2 separate regions of the Homo sapiens genome follow, and region 1 is linked to region 2. Evidence: chromatin loops called from intact Hi-C (ENCODE). Cell type or tissue: PC-3. All regions are shown on one strand. Links, peaks and the distances in the headings refer to the core of each region. The heading gives the core; the rest is flanking DNA. Region 1 has its middle 18 kb from the start of NEBL-AS1. Region 2 has its middle 39 kb from the start of NEBL-AS1.

What was found. Hi-C counts contacts between places; a loop is a spot of excess contacts. Peaks named below come from ENCODE experiments on the same cell type or tissue, not always from the same donor. Only the 100,000 strongest peaks of a DNase experiment are listed, where the experiment ranks them.
Region 1: a loop joins it to region 2, with 8 times the contacts of the local background. A loop is called at or near these places in 1 of 110 quality-filtered maps.

The regions. Positions count from the first base shown.
Region 1 is chr10:21,189,152-21,195,750 of GRCh38, forward strand. It overlaps a transcript of NEBL not described here. Among named protein-coding and RNA genes, the nearest start is that of NEBL-AS1, 18 kb to the left of the region's middle. In PC-3, for the core only: no CTCF peak of the experiment used is centred there; a DNase peak (open chromatin) is centred at 2,580; H3K4me3 peaks cover 477 bases; H3K27ac peaks cover 2,055 bases.
Region 2 is chr10:21,131,924-21,138,522 of GRCh38, forward strand. It overlaps a transcript of NEBL not described here. Among named protein-coding and RNA genes, the nearest start is that of NEBL-AS1, 39 kb to the right of the region's middle. In PC-3, for the core only: no CTCF peak of the experiment used is centred there; a DNase peak (open chromatin) is centred at 3,138; H3K4me3 peaks cover 1,499 bases; H3K27ac peaks cover 2,611 bases.

The DNA.
Region 1 (6,599 bases), core at 513-5,512, 57 kb after region 2:
ATCTTGGGGTAAGGAGATCACCCTGTATTATCTGGGTGGGCCCTAAATCAAATGGCAAGGGTCCTCATAAGAGAAAGGCAAAAGGAGATTTAAGACAGGCAGAAGAGGAGGAGACACAGAGGAGGAGGCAATGTGACCACACAGGTAGAGACTGGAGTGATGCAACCACAAGCCAAGGAATGCTGACAGCCACCAGAAGCTGGAAAAAGCAAAGAATGGGTTCTCCCCCAGAGTATCCAGACACCTTGATTTCAGACTTTTCCCCTCCAGAACCATGGAAGACCAGCTTTCTGTTGTTGCTTTTTTTTGGTTTTGGTTTTTTTATTTTTTTGAGATGGAGTCTCACTCTGTCTCCCAGGCTGGAGTGCAGGGGCACGATCTCTGCTCACTGCAAACTCTGCCTCCCGGGTTCCCGCCAGTCTCCTGCCTCAGCCTCCCGAGTAGCTGGGACTACAGGCGCCCGCCACCGCGCCCAGCTAATTTTTTTGTATTTTTCAGTAGAGACGGGGGTCTCACTGTGTTAGCCAGGATGGTCTTGATCTCCTGACCTCGTGATCTGCCCACCTCGGCCCCCCAAAGTGCTGGAATTACAGGCATGAGCCACCGCGCCTGGCCCAGCCTTCTGTTGTTTTAAGCAACCACATTTACGGTAATCTGTTAAGGGAGGTCTGAGAAACTAATCCAACAATTTGGAAAGGTTTTCTAAAGTGTCCATTTTTCTCATTCTGCTCCCCTGCTCAGAATCCTTCTGGGCATCACAGCATCTCATCTCTGACTGATGCAAAATAACAGCTTCAATTCAATGACTCTGTTGAAATGTTTCAGAATTTCAGACATCATCCCAGAATTGAGGTGTTTTGGATTAAAGTGGCCTTTTTGCTTCAGGGCAAGAAGGAATCGGTCTCCCCTAATAAATTATAAATTCTTCAAGTGCTAGGATATCATGGATAATTCATCTTGCTACCCGAGCACAAAACTTGACATATTATAGGCACTCAATATGTGGTTATTAATTGACTGAAAAGACAACACAAGATCCTGGATTAGGCCAGGCCTAGTGGCTTACGTCTGTAATCCCAATGCTTTGAGAAGCCAAGGTGGGAGGATCACTTCAGGACAGGAGTTTGAGACCAGCCTGGGCAATATAACAAGACCCTGTGCCTACAAAAAAAAAAAATGTTTAATTATCCAGGCATGGTGGTGCATGCCTTAGTCCCAGCTACTCAGGAGACTGAAGCAGGAGAATTGCTTGAGCCTGGGAGGTAGAGGCTACATTGAGCTATGATTGAACCACTGCACTCCAGCCTGTGCGACAGAGCGAGACTCTGTCTCTAATTAAAAAACAACCAAAAAACCATCCTGGATCTGGTACATCTCTGAGTAGTTAATAAGAACTTGGAAGGCAGAATCGTCCAAGGATAATTTAAAGTAGATGCTCTACTTGTTGATTATTAGAAGTGAATTATACAATGCAATTAATCTCTTAATGCAACTTGGGTGTTATAATCTGCTTATACCAAACATTTAAAGGATCATTAAGAATAGATTTATTAAGAATACAAGATCTAGAGATCCAAACTCTTCCTGATATTGAAATGTCCTTGTAGAACACAGAAAAATGATTATTATGCTTGTAGAATAAAACAAAATGCTAATTTAACCAGCAAGTACATAAAGCTATGTAATAGATTTGTCCTTTTTATTAACCAACTGTATTTTATTGTTTGAGGTAAGTAATATCTGAGGGCTTCCAAATTACCTTCTTATAATTCATCTTCCTCCTCTCTCTGAGGACCAAGAATAGAACATTTCCAGAAAGGAACTAGGCATTGCTTTCTGTTCATTTGTTCCTTTAGAAGTGTTCCCCCATTTATAATTAATAATGCCTGAAGTATTTTTTATTGATGGAGGAACCTTAAACTACTTAGAATAAAGGGATACAGTTTCATATACAATATGTTCTGTGTTGGGCTTAGGAGCATCCACAGGTGTTCTTACTCAATTTGCCAATTTCCCACCTGGGATCTCACCCCCAAGTACTCTTAAATCTGATATAGTTTTAATGAACACTCCTAGGAGCTTATGATATGCCAGCAGTAATCTAAGCACTCCACATGCATTGACTATGCCTCACAATAACCCTACTAGTATTATGATAACCCCATTTTATAGATGAGGAAAATGAGGCACACAGTGTATAAGTAACTTGCCCAAGATCACATAACTAGTAAGGCAAGAATCTGGATTTTCATCCAGACCATCTGGCTTTGGAGTTGAATTCTCACCCACCGTTCGATATTAGGATGAGCTGAGCCTTCTTTATAGTACATGGATACCAGGTTAGGAAGTCAGAGTCAAAATTTTTCCTATCAATGGAAGTTCTTATCTTTGGAATGTCCTATCGTATTGCCAGGACAACACCTGAGTTTGTTGTTACTTTGCTAGGCCTATTCAGAAGGAAAGAGTGAAACCAGCATTTGCTACTGGCTTCTGTGATTCCATTATGTAATTATTTGACCACACGCCCAAAGGCTTTAACAATAGGTACATTATAACAATATTGTTGCTTTTAGCTGAAGGCATTCTATATGGTGAGTCACTCTTATCAAAAACCAAATCTCATCAATTTCAGAATCATTTTCCCAGCCCCTCCCTTTGTAAATATGACATGCTTTCCCACAAAGCATTTGATGATCAAAAGCTTCCCCAACTTCTAAAACTAGAAATGATGCAGGAGACCTAGAGACAGTGGGAGGCATGAAAGAATGACAGTCAAATATCTGTAAAACAAAGTTTTTAGAATATCTCTTTTACAGGCTTAGCAGGAGTATTAAAGGGTTATTGATTGCTCTTCTCAAAGGGGTCCCAAGGTTTTTGTTTCTTTAATGACCTACTCAGTAGAGGGTATCTTATGGGTAATCCATCATTCCCAGGTTCTCAAAAAATCTGCTTCTTAGTAGATAAACTCTTCTAGGCAATGCAATTTCTAGACACTTCATTCATTCATTCACTCATTCCCTCTCCTAATTTGATAGACTTTTTTTTTCTTTTTTTTTTTGAGATGGAGTCTCTCTCTGTCACCCAGGCTGGGGTGCAGTGGCACGATCTCGGCTTACTGCAAGTTCTGCCTCCTGGGTTCACACCATTCTCCTGCCTCAGCCTCCTGAGTAGCTGGGACTACAGGCACCCACCACCACGCCTGGCTAATTTTTTTATAATTTTAGTAGAGATGGGGTTTCACCTTGTTAGCCAGGATGGTCTCAATCTCCTGACCTCATGATCTGCCTGCCTTGGCCTCCCAAAATGCTGGGATTACAGGTGTGAGCCACCGCGCCCGGCCAATAGACATTTTTTTTTAAATGCCAGTCATTGTGATAAACATCAGGAATAAAATAAGAGGGTACAATTTCTGGCCAGGCGTTGTGGCTCACACCTGTAATCCCAGCAATTTGGGAGGCCAAGGCGGGTGGATCACTTGAGTTCAGGAGTTCGAGACCAGCCTGGCCAATATGGTGAAACCCCATCTCTACTAAAAATACAAAAATTAGCTGGGCATGGTGGTGCGTGCCTGTAATCCCAGCTACGAGGGGGGCTGAGGCAGGAGAATTGCTTGAACCCAGGAGGCAGAGGTCACAGTAAGCCAAGATCATGCCTTGCACTCCAGCCTGGGTGACAGGCCTCAAAAAAAAAAAAAAGAGGACACAATTTCTGACTTCAAGATGCTCACAGTCTAAAAACAATGAAACATAAAAAAATATACAAACACCTTGAATACCAATGACGTGATGAGAGTCCCTAGAAAGACTGACTCCGAAGGCACACTTTATTCCAGAGGTGGAAAATCTCCAGGACTGACTCGATGTTGAATGTTCAGCGATAAGAAGTTTGCTGGGCAGTCAGGAGGGAACAGAGCACTGCAGACAGAGGGAAGAGCGTGTTCAAATGCACTGAACAAGCTCCCAATGCTCCCAGGATGTAGCAACCCAATCACAGGGATGGGGTGGAGTGGAAGGCTGACAGGGAGGAAGAATGGGAGAGAGAAGGTAGAAATATGGGGGAAGACGTGGGTGAGCACCTGGAGACCTGGAAGCTACAGCAGCCAAGAGATTCAAGGAAGCCAGAGATCTGAGCTCACACAGCTAGTAGCTGGAACTGGACAGAAAGTTGATTATTGGTGGCTGCAAAGAAATTTGAGAGCCAGAGCCAAAAGCCTGAAATGGTCGGAAACCAGCAGGGGTGCAGGAGTGATGAGTTGGGGAAGCTTCAAAACCCATCCCCACTGAAATCACCATTATCTATCCCTTCATCACCCACGCTTGGATGATACAATCCAAGTTTTAAGGGCTACACTAGCTGTACAAACACTATTTCAAGCCAAGTCCTACAGAGCTCCTTCCAACCAGATTGCTTGTCCAAAGCCCTCCTCTATAGAAATTCTAGAGCAACCACTGAGCAACAGAAGGACAAAGGGAGAAAAAGGTATGAATTCCACAACCTCATTTTGAGTAATAATTGATAATAATTATAGCTGATATTGATTGAGGGCTTACTCAAGCACAGTACCATATATTTTCCTTGCATTGTGCCCTTGATTCTTTATACAGTCTTGTAAGGAAGCCCGTAATGGACTGTCACTTACAGTGTAGCCATGTTTATTTGTTGTTGTGGAGATTTCTTCAGCACAAGAATTATCTGCTGTTGAAATCCAGCATCTTTTCACATGCATATTATTTTTAAATGTTGCAAATTCAAAGATAAAATACTATCATGATATTTCTCCCATTGAAGAATGTAGCTTCCCAAAACTAAAATGTATTTTTAAAATTTATTTATTATTTTTTGAGACAAGGTCTTGCTCTGTTGCCCAAGCTAGAGTACAGTACCGTGATCATAGCTTACTGCAGTCTCGAACTCCTGGGCTCAAGTGATCCTCCCTCCTCAGACTCCTGAGTAGCTGAGACTATAGGCATGCACCACCATGCCTGGCTAATTTTTTTTTTAATAGAGATGGGATTTCAATATTTTACCAAGGCTGGTCTCGAACTTCTGGCCCCAAGTGATACTTCCCCCTCAGCTTCCCAAAGTACTGGGATTATAAGTGTGAGCCACTGCCCCCAGCCTTAAGTGTATTTTAAAATATTTAGATTCTACAAAGTTACAATAAATACTGTCAAGTCTAGCAACTCTTTTTTTAATAGAAAAAAAGTTATTGAAGTAAGCATTGATACCAAAAGCAAGCCACGTAACTGTTTAACAACAAATCATTAAATCATAGAGACTTTGACTATCTAACTGTTCATTTGGAACTAATTACTAATTTTTATGACCTCAAGTTCAATAACTGATCACCTTTAAAGAATTATTTTGTAATCTTTGTTATTATGAGAAATACAGTGTACTCACTTAAATGTTGTTTACTTAAGGGAAGGGCACCTTTTTCTAAGTCTCACAAAGCCACTATATGGGCCAGCAGCTGTCCTGGGAGTGGAGCCAAGAATAGAGAAAGGGAAGTCCTATACCCGTACTTTGAGGCCACACAGAGCCTCTCCCCAGATCTGTCCTGCACAATCCAATTACATCAGCCAACAAATTCCTTTCAGTTTTGCATAAGCTACTTTGGTTCAAGTTTTCAATCATTTGCTACCCCTCGCCCCGCCGCCCTGACCCCCACCCCCTGCCGCAAAAAAATACTAATACACAGAGCTATGTAGTCAGATGTAATCTGACATGACTCACTTCAGGGAAATCAGAAAGGAAGCTAATGATGTAGATCAAGGGAAAAATGGGTACTGTTTGTATAAGGCACCTGTAGTGGGGACAGATTCAAGAGGTGATCAAAGCCAGACTGGATAGAGAGAACTTGAACACGAATGGGACACAGGAGAGAAGTGCACGGGAGTCATTGAAACGACTCCCACTTCTAAGTACATTTTAGAATTTCACAAATTATTAACTAATAAAATTAGATAATTTCCTAGCCCTGTCAACCCTCCTTTCTCCTATCTAGATGACTGTCAAATCAATCCAAGCAGTCACCCTAGAAATGTCAGTAGATACAGTCATCCTTATGAAAGGAAGATCTTCAAATTTTTGGAGAGACATCACTCAACAAGACTAAACCACAAGGAAGAAACAGCAAATGATAATAAAGGAGGAAATACACCTAGCTCAACTTGAGTGACAGCCATAAAATTAACCCTACTTAGGGTGTTTTCTAAAAACATAAATCTTCAAGTTGTCAGGGTGATGTTCAGCCTAAACATCACAACATATCCAGATGTACAGTATATTCTAGTAATTAAATTGACTATCTGTCACCAGGAAGGACTTTTATTCCCACTGAATATATTCCATCCATGAACCTGCCAGACCGGCTCAAAACATGAGACAGGTGCTTTCAATGACTGGCTAAATACTGGATGTCAGCCATTTAGTTGCATAACTGTCATTCCAAGAGTTGAAAAACAAACTCATCTTCACTGTTTTTATACCATGTAACCACATACCTCCCTCCCTCTCTCTCCTTAGAGTTTAAAGTATACATGCAAGTAATTTAAAATATACATGTGAACTAGTCAAGTTTAAAATAATCACATGTA
Region 2 (6,599 bases), core at 1,127-6,126:
AAAAAGGCAGATACAGCTTTCTTTTTTATTTTTGTATATGTATGCATATATTTACATTGACATGTAATCATAATACCATAAAATTTATCTTTTTAAAATGTATAATTCAGTTTTAGTATATTCTCAAAGTTATGCAATAATAACCATTATATAAATCTAGAGCATTTTCATCACCCCAAAAAGAAACTCAGTACTCATTAGCAATCACTCCCCATTATCCCTATTCTCCAAGAACCTCTGGTAACTGCTAACCTACTTTCTGTTTCTATGGATTTGCCTGTCCTGCACATTTCATATAAATGGAATCATATCATATGTGGCCTTTAGTGTCTGATTTATCTAGCTTAATGTTTTCAGGATTCATCATGTTATATTAACAGCATGATCAGTGCTTCACTCCTTTTAAGGGGTGAATGGTGTTCCATTGTATAGATGTGCCATACTTTGTTTATCTACTCGTCAATTAGTGGACATTTGGGTTGTTTCCACTTTTTAGCTGTTATGCATAATGCTTCTGTGAACATTCATGTACAAGGTTTTGTATGGATGTATGTTTTCAATTCCCTTGGATATATACCAAGAAGTAGAATTACTGGATCATATGGTAATTCTTTGTTTAAATTTTGAGGAAATGCTAGGCTATTTTCTAAAGTAGCTGCACCATTTTACACTCCCACCTGCGATGTGTGAGAGTTCCATTTTGTCCACATTCTCACCAACATTTGTTATTGTCCACCTTTTTCACTATGTCCATTCTAGGAGTTATGAAGTGTCTCATTGTGGTTTTGATTTGTATTTCCCTAAAGAGTGATGATACCAGGCCTTCTTTCATGTGTTTATTGACCGTGAATCTTCTTGGGAGAAATGTCTATTCAAATCTGTTGCCTATTTTTAATTGGGTTACTTGTCTTTTAATAACTGAGTTGTAACCATTCTTTATAGATTCTGGGTACTAGTTCTTTATCAGAAGAATGATCTGCAAATATTTTCTTACATTCTACGGGTAGTCTTTACACTTTCTTGAGAGTGTCCTTGAAGGACAGGTGTTTTTAAATGTTGATGAAGTCTAATTTGTATTTCCTTTTATTGCATGTGTTTTTTGGCATTATATATAAAACCACTGCCTAATCCAAAGTCACAAAGATTTACTCTGTTTTCCTCTTAGAGTGTTTTAGCTTTCACATTTAAGTCTTTAGCCCATTTTGAGTTAATTTTGTATGTGTGTGAGGTGGGAGTCCAATTTTACTCTTTTACCAGCTTTCTTTTTGTGACACTTTCAATTTGATTCTTGAAGCTGCAGCCCTCACACCATTTACCTCAGTAGAAGTCCTGGCTTCAAGGTAAGAAAAGGAGATGATGTTTTTAACCTAATGAAATTACTAGTTAAATCACGAAAGGGAAAATGTACTGTGTCTTGGGAGGCCAGGCTTAGCGGAGGGGGCTCCTTACTGTGGGTGAAATGTGACCTGTTACAATTTCTCTATGATTCCCCAATCAGTGTGGGGCAGTCCATAAGGGGTTGATGAAGAGCAAGTCCCAAAGCCAGATTCCATCTTAATTCTACAGGCTGTGTGCCTTTGAGTCAAGTTATTCTCTTTTCTGTGTATCAGATCCTCCCCATCTTAAACTAAGAAGAGAAAACATAGGGAATCTTCATAGAGTTGGAAGGATTATGTGAATGAATATAAGGCAAAGCACTCAGAACAGCATATGGCACGTTGTGAACACCCAGTACATATTAGCTGTTATTATCAGGAAAGATCCCATCATATCAATCCTAAGGGAATAGTTTCCAAGGAAACCTATGTCTCAAAATAATAGCCGTGTAGGGTTTGGTTGGGTGATGTGGCTGTCATGATGACATCTCTGATTCTACCAGGTGGCTGCCTCAAATCCGAGAACCTTAAGGAGCTTAGGAACCACTTGATGCTGATGGTCATCTTTGTCCTGTGTATAAGTCAATCTCTGTTTTGTTTTCCACAGACCTACACATTTACCAAAGGCAAATTCTTAAAAGGGCCGGGCACAGTGGCTTACTTACGCCTGTAATCCCAGCACTTTGGGAGGCTGAGGTAGGCGGATCACTGGATGTCAGGAGTTCGAGGTCAGCCTGCCTACATGGTGAAATTTGGTCTCTACTAAAAATATAAAAATTAGCCAAGCATGGTGTCACGTGCCTGTAGTCCCAGCTACTCAGGAGGCTGAGGCAGGAGAATCACTTGAACCCAAGAGGCAGAGGTTGCAGTGAGCCAAGCTTGTGCCATTGCACTCCAGCCTGGGCAACAGAGTGAGACTCCATCTCAAGAAAAAAAAAAAAAATCTAAGTAGGTGCCAAATTTTCCATCCCACTGGAAAATAAGACTACAGTTGAATTAAGTCATGTCCTACTCTCCTAGACTCAAAGCTGCTTTATAAAGACAATGTATTCTTATTTTCTACAGTATTTTTGTTTCCAGATCATTTAGCAACAGTGTTAAAAACCTTTTGTAATGCTAAAGACAGAGGGCAGGATTAATTCTCTTAGTCTCATTTGTTTCCAGAATTTTCTGCATATGTTTCCTAAATTTTAGAAGACACTATTCAATCATGTAAACCCACATTATAAGCAACTTTAAGTCTTCTTCCAAGGACTACCTTTTACACGGTCGATCCCTAATTTTCCGGATTTGGACAAGTTTCCATTCAAAAGTGATGTCCATCCAGTTAGAAAGCTTCTAGAACATTTTCCTTCCTACTCTCACAACTATTCCATCAATTAGTGTATGTTTAGCAATTGCAAATTACTTTTAATATTAGCAGATGCGCAATATAATTAGATGGGGAAACCTTCTGGGATCAAATCACGTCTTGGGTGATTACTGAGTTCTGACAAACATCAGTATTCATTCATCTGTAAGAACATTGTTCTCTTCCCCTGGAAGGTACGCTACTCTGCAATGCTGCCGTGCTTAAAACAGTTTTCAGAATTTCTCTTATGAATTCCTCTCAAAATCCGTTTGTGGTCTATGTACACACATCACACACACTTAATATTTTATGCCTTTTTAAAAAACCAGACATGGGATTATTCAGCTCGATTATTCACCCGCTCCACCCTCCATCGAGGGCAACGTTTGTCCAGGTTCCAGTACACTCTTTCATTTCCTCTGGACACCTCTTGTGAGTCATTTTAGTTCAAACAGAGCTTTGTGTGTAACAGGCCCTATTTCATCCCAGAGCTCAAGCTGAGAGGAAAACAGCCTGAACTCCACCTTGGGGACATTCCTCATTCAAGAAAACACATTTTCCTCTTCCAAACTGAATACAGTAAGAATATAGTACAATCTCTCTAGGCTAATAGTAAAGCCACTGGGTGGGGCGAGGCCACAGGGCCAATGCTGACAGGACAGCCCGTCCTCCCTTAACTCCTTTGTGTGGTACTTCCCCATCCGTATCCTCCAAAGGGCTGTTTGAAGATCTAATTTCTCTAGTCTCAGTGAACTTACATGCTAGTTACAGCCTCAGTGGAGATAAAAAAAAAAAAAATCTGGCAATGATGCTTGACATCATAATATTTGACAAAAAGGAAGCACTGAGGAGTTACTTCTCAGGCCAGGTGACGCTGCCAACAATCAGCCTCCTGCAACTCCAGGAAACAAGCCAAAGAAACTAAACTGAAAAGCGCTTTTCTGCTAAAGAAAAAAGAAACAGCTCCTATGGGTGCACCAAATCTACTCAGTGAGTGATTCCCCCGGCCTGGGACATCATGGCACAGCCTTTATGTAGCTGAGTAGAATTGGTGAGGGGTCTACACCACATGGGCTTCTGTACAGGGAGGGGACTCACCATCCCAGTGGGTCTGGGACTGTCCCAGCCTCAGTGCTGAAGGTCCTATTTTCAGTGGTCACCCTACTTTTCTTGGCTCTCCGTGCAGCTGGAAATCCAGCTCTTCCTCCTCAAACCCGGCCAGGATGAGAGATGGAGCCAGAAATTAATTAGCTAAGAGGCAAGGAAGAAAAAGGCAGCCTATCCCTGAGGCAGAACTTTCTGGAACTTGAAAAGCTTTGCCTGGATTGATTAAGCACATTTCTCAAAGAGAGGAAGCCCTTCTTCAATTCAAACACCTTCAGCTGTTCAACCAGGGAGTCCCCAACCTCACAGAAGCCACAGGATCACATTCTGGGTTGGGTATAGACTTGCCTACCAGCCCAGTGGAAGATACTCTAACCCAAACTTTCCACAAGTTTGGTCCTCAAGGCATCTGCATTAAGATCACCTAGTGAGACTGATACAATCCAAGTTCCTCAGTCCACTCCACACTTGCTGGATCCAATTCTCTAGTAATATATTTCCAAAATCTCCATTTTTAAGAAAGCCCCAAATACAACTGGCGACTGTTGAAATCCAAGGACTGCTCTCCTTCCTACTTTTTTGTTGTTGTTTAAAGACAGGGTCTCACTCTCTTGCCCAGCCTGGAGTGCAGTGGCACCATCACAGCTCGCTGCAGTTTCAAACTTCTGGGTCCAAGCGATCCTCTCACCTCAGCCTCCCAAAGGGCTGAGATAACAGGCATGGGCCACCATGCCCAGCCCTTTTTACTTCTTATTTCAAACCCTCACCCTCATCACCCACCAACAAGAATCCTCAGAGTCAGCAAAAGCAGGAGAGAGGTGAACTTGTCTTTGGAGCTTCCCCACCTCTCCTTCTGTATCCCTGTCCTATTTCAGCCTTCCAAGTTCCCTTTTGCCTTCCTCTATGCTTTCTACCCTACGGCTGGACAAAGCTCGCCAAAGCCTACCCTACTCTAAAGGGTCTCCATGTTCCAAAACCACCTCCACTTTCTCCTTCCCAAACCAGCAAATATTTTATTCACACAGTACATTGCAGTTTGCTGTTAGGAAAGCAATCTGGGTAAATTAATTCCTATCTAGAGCAAAATGACTGACATAACTTCTTACTCGTCTCTGGATGGAGGAGTTGCTTATTGCCCCCAATGAGTCATGGATTGGTAGAATTAATGGACATCTAGAGACAATATTTTTGGAGTTGATAGGTTCTTCTTTAAATCAGTGCTTTCTGGTGACTTCCCTGACTGGCATAGCATTTTCTTAATTTGGCAAGGAAAAATCCCACTAAGTTAGTTGTTAGAAAATTCCTTATGCCATTTGTCTACAGGGAAGTGATTAAAGCATGGTCGTTGGTCTTAGGTAGATATGGGTCTTAGTCCTGACTCTATCACTTACTGGCCATGTGACTCTGGACAATGAATTTAACCTTTTACTTGTAAAAGTGGAGATAATTAGAATATTTGTCTCAAAGGGTTGTTAAAATCCAAAGAAATATATTTTTTCAAAGTATCTGGCATCTGGTACTTAATAGTAATTGGCATTATAAGAGTCTGTATATAACAAATATCCATCCAAACAACTGCGGTATTCAGTTAGCCACAGCTATTCTTGCATGCTTAGTCTTCATTGTTAACTGTTCGTATAGCCTTGGTGTTCATTTATAACTCTGAAAAACTGAGAAAACATCAGTCAGGACCAATCTGGTTTTGCCCTGGGCAAGTAGACATCTGTAGAATTATTCCAGTTTGCTCCTGCTCCGTGTCTAAGAACACTACGGCTACTGCTGCCCCATTAGGTTTTCAGTCTTTGAAATCCACTCAAGGTCTTGGTCACTGAGGTTACTACCTCCTTGGCCACTTCTGATAGGTGGCACAACCTAAGCTAAGTGAAACTGGAAGTGAGCCAGGCATGGTGGCTCATGACTGTAATCCCAGCACTTTGGGAGGCTGAAGCAGAAGGATTGCTTCAGGCCAGCAGTTTGAAACCAGCCTGGGCAACATAGTGAGACCCCTCTGCCATCTCTACAAAAAAAATAAAACTAAACCAGCTGAGCATTATGGTATGTGCTTGTGATCTCAGCTTCTCGGGAGGCAGAGGTAGAAGTATCACTTAAGCCTGGGAGACTGGGATCACACCACTGCACTCCAGCCTGGGTGACAGAGCAAGACCCTGAAAAAAAAAAAAAGGAAAGGGAAGGGAAGGGAAGGGAAGGGAATGGAAAGGAAGAAAGGAAGGAACTGGAAGTGGATGGAGAGGAGCCCAGCATGCTGCGAATGGTGGGTATCGAGATTTCCAATGGTCAGTGGTCAACTCCTCCTTGCCAAGTCCTCCACCTAGAGGGTAATGATATCTATAACCCTAAAGAACAAGGTAGGAGGGAGCATGAATCTGGCTTCCGAAAACAGTAGAAACCAAAACAGTCTTATATTATTGGGACAACGGACAGCACTGTCCCAACTCACCGTAAACACTGCAAAATGTGTGCATGTTCCACTGGAAATTTCCAAGATCAAGGAGAAACAGATGCATCCAAGGAATGGCCTCTGAGGTGGAGCGGAATGATGGCTTATGGATTCCCACCAAGCTCAACACAAAGAAGCCCAGAAGGTACAACTGAGGGGCTCTCCCAGGAGACAGAGGGAAGAAATCTTTATAATAAATGGACTGTCCACTTTGCCTCTACCATGATTACAAGCTAGAAGAAATATATAATGAATAGAGGCAATGCACAGCTATTAGAGAAACAAAAAGAGGGGTCAGGGTTCAATAAAA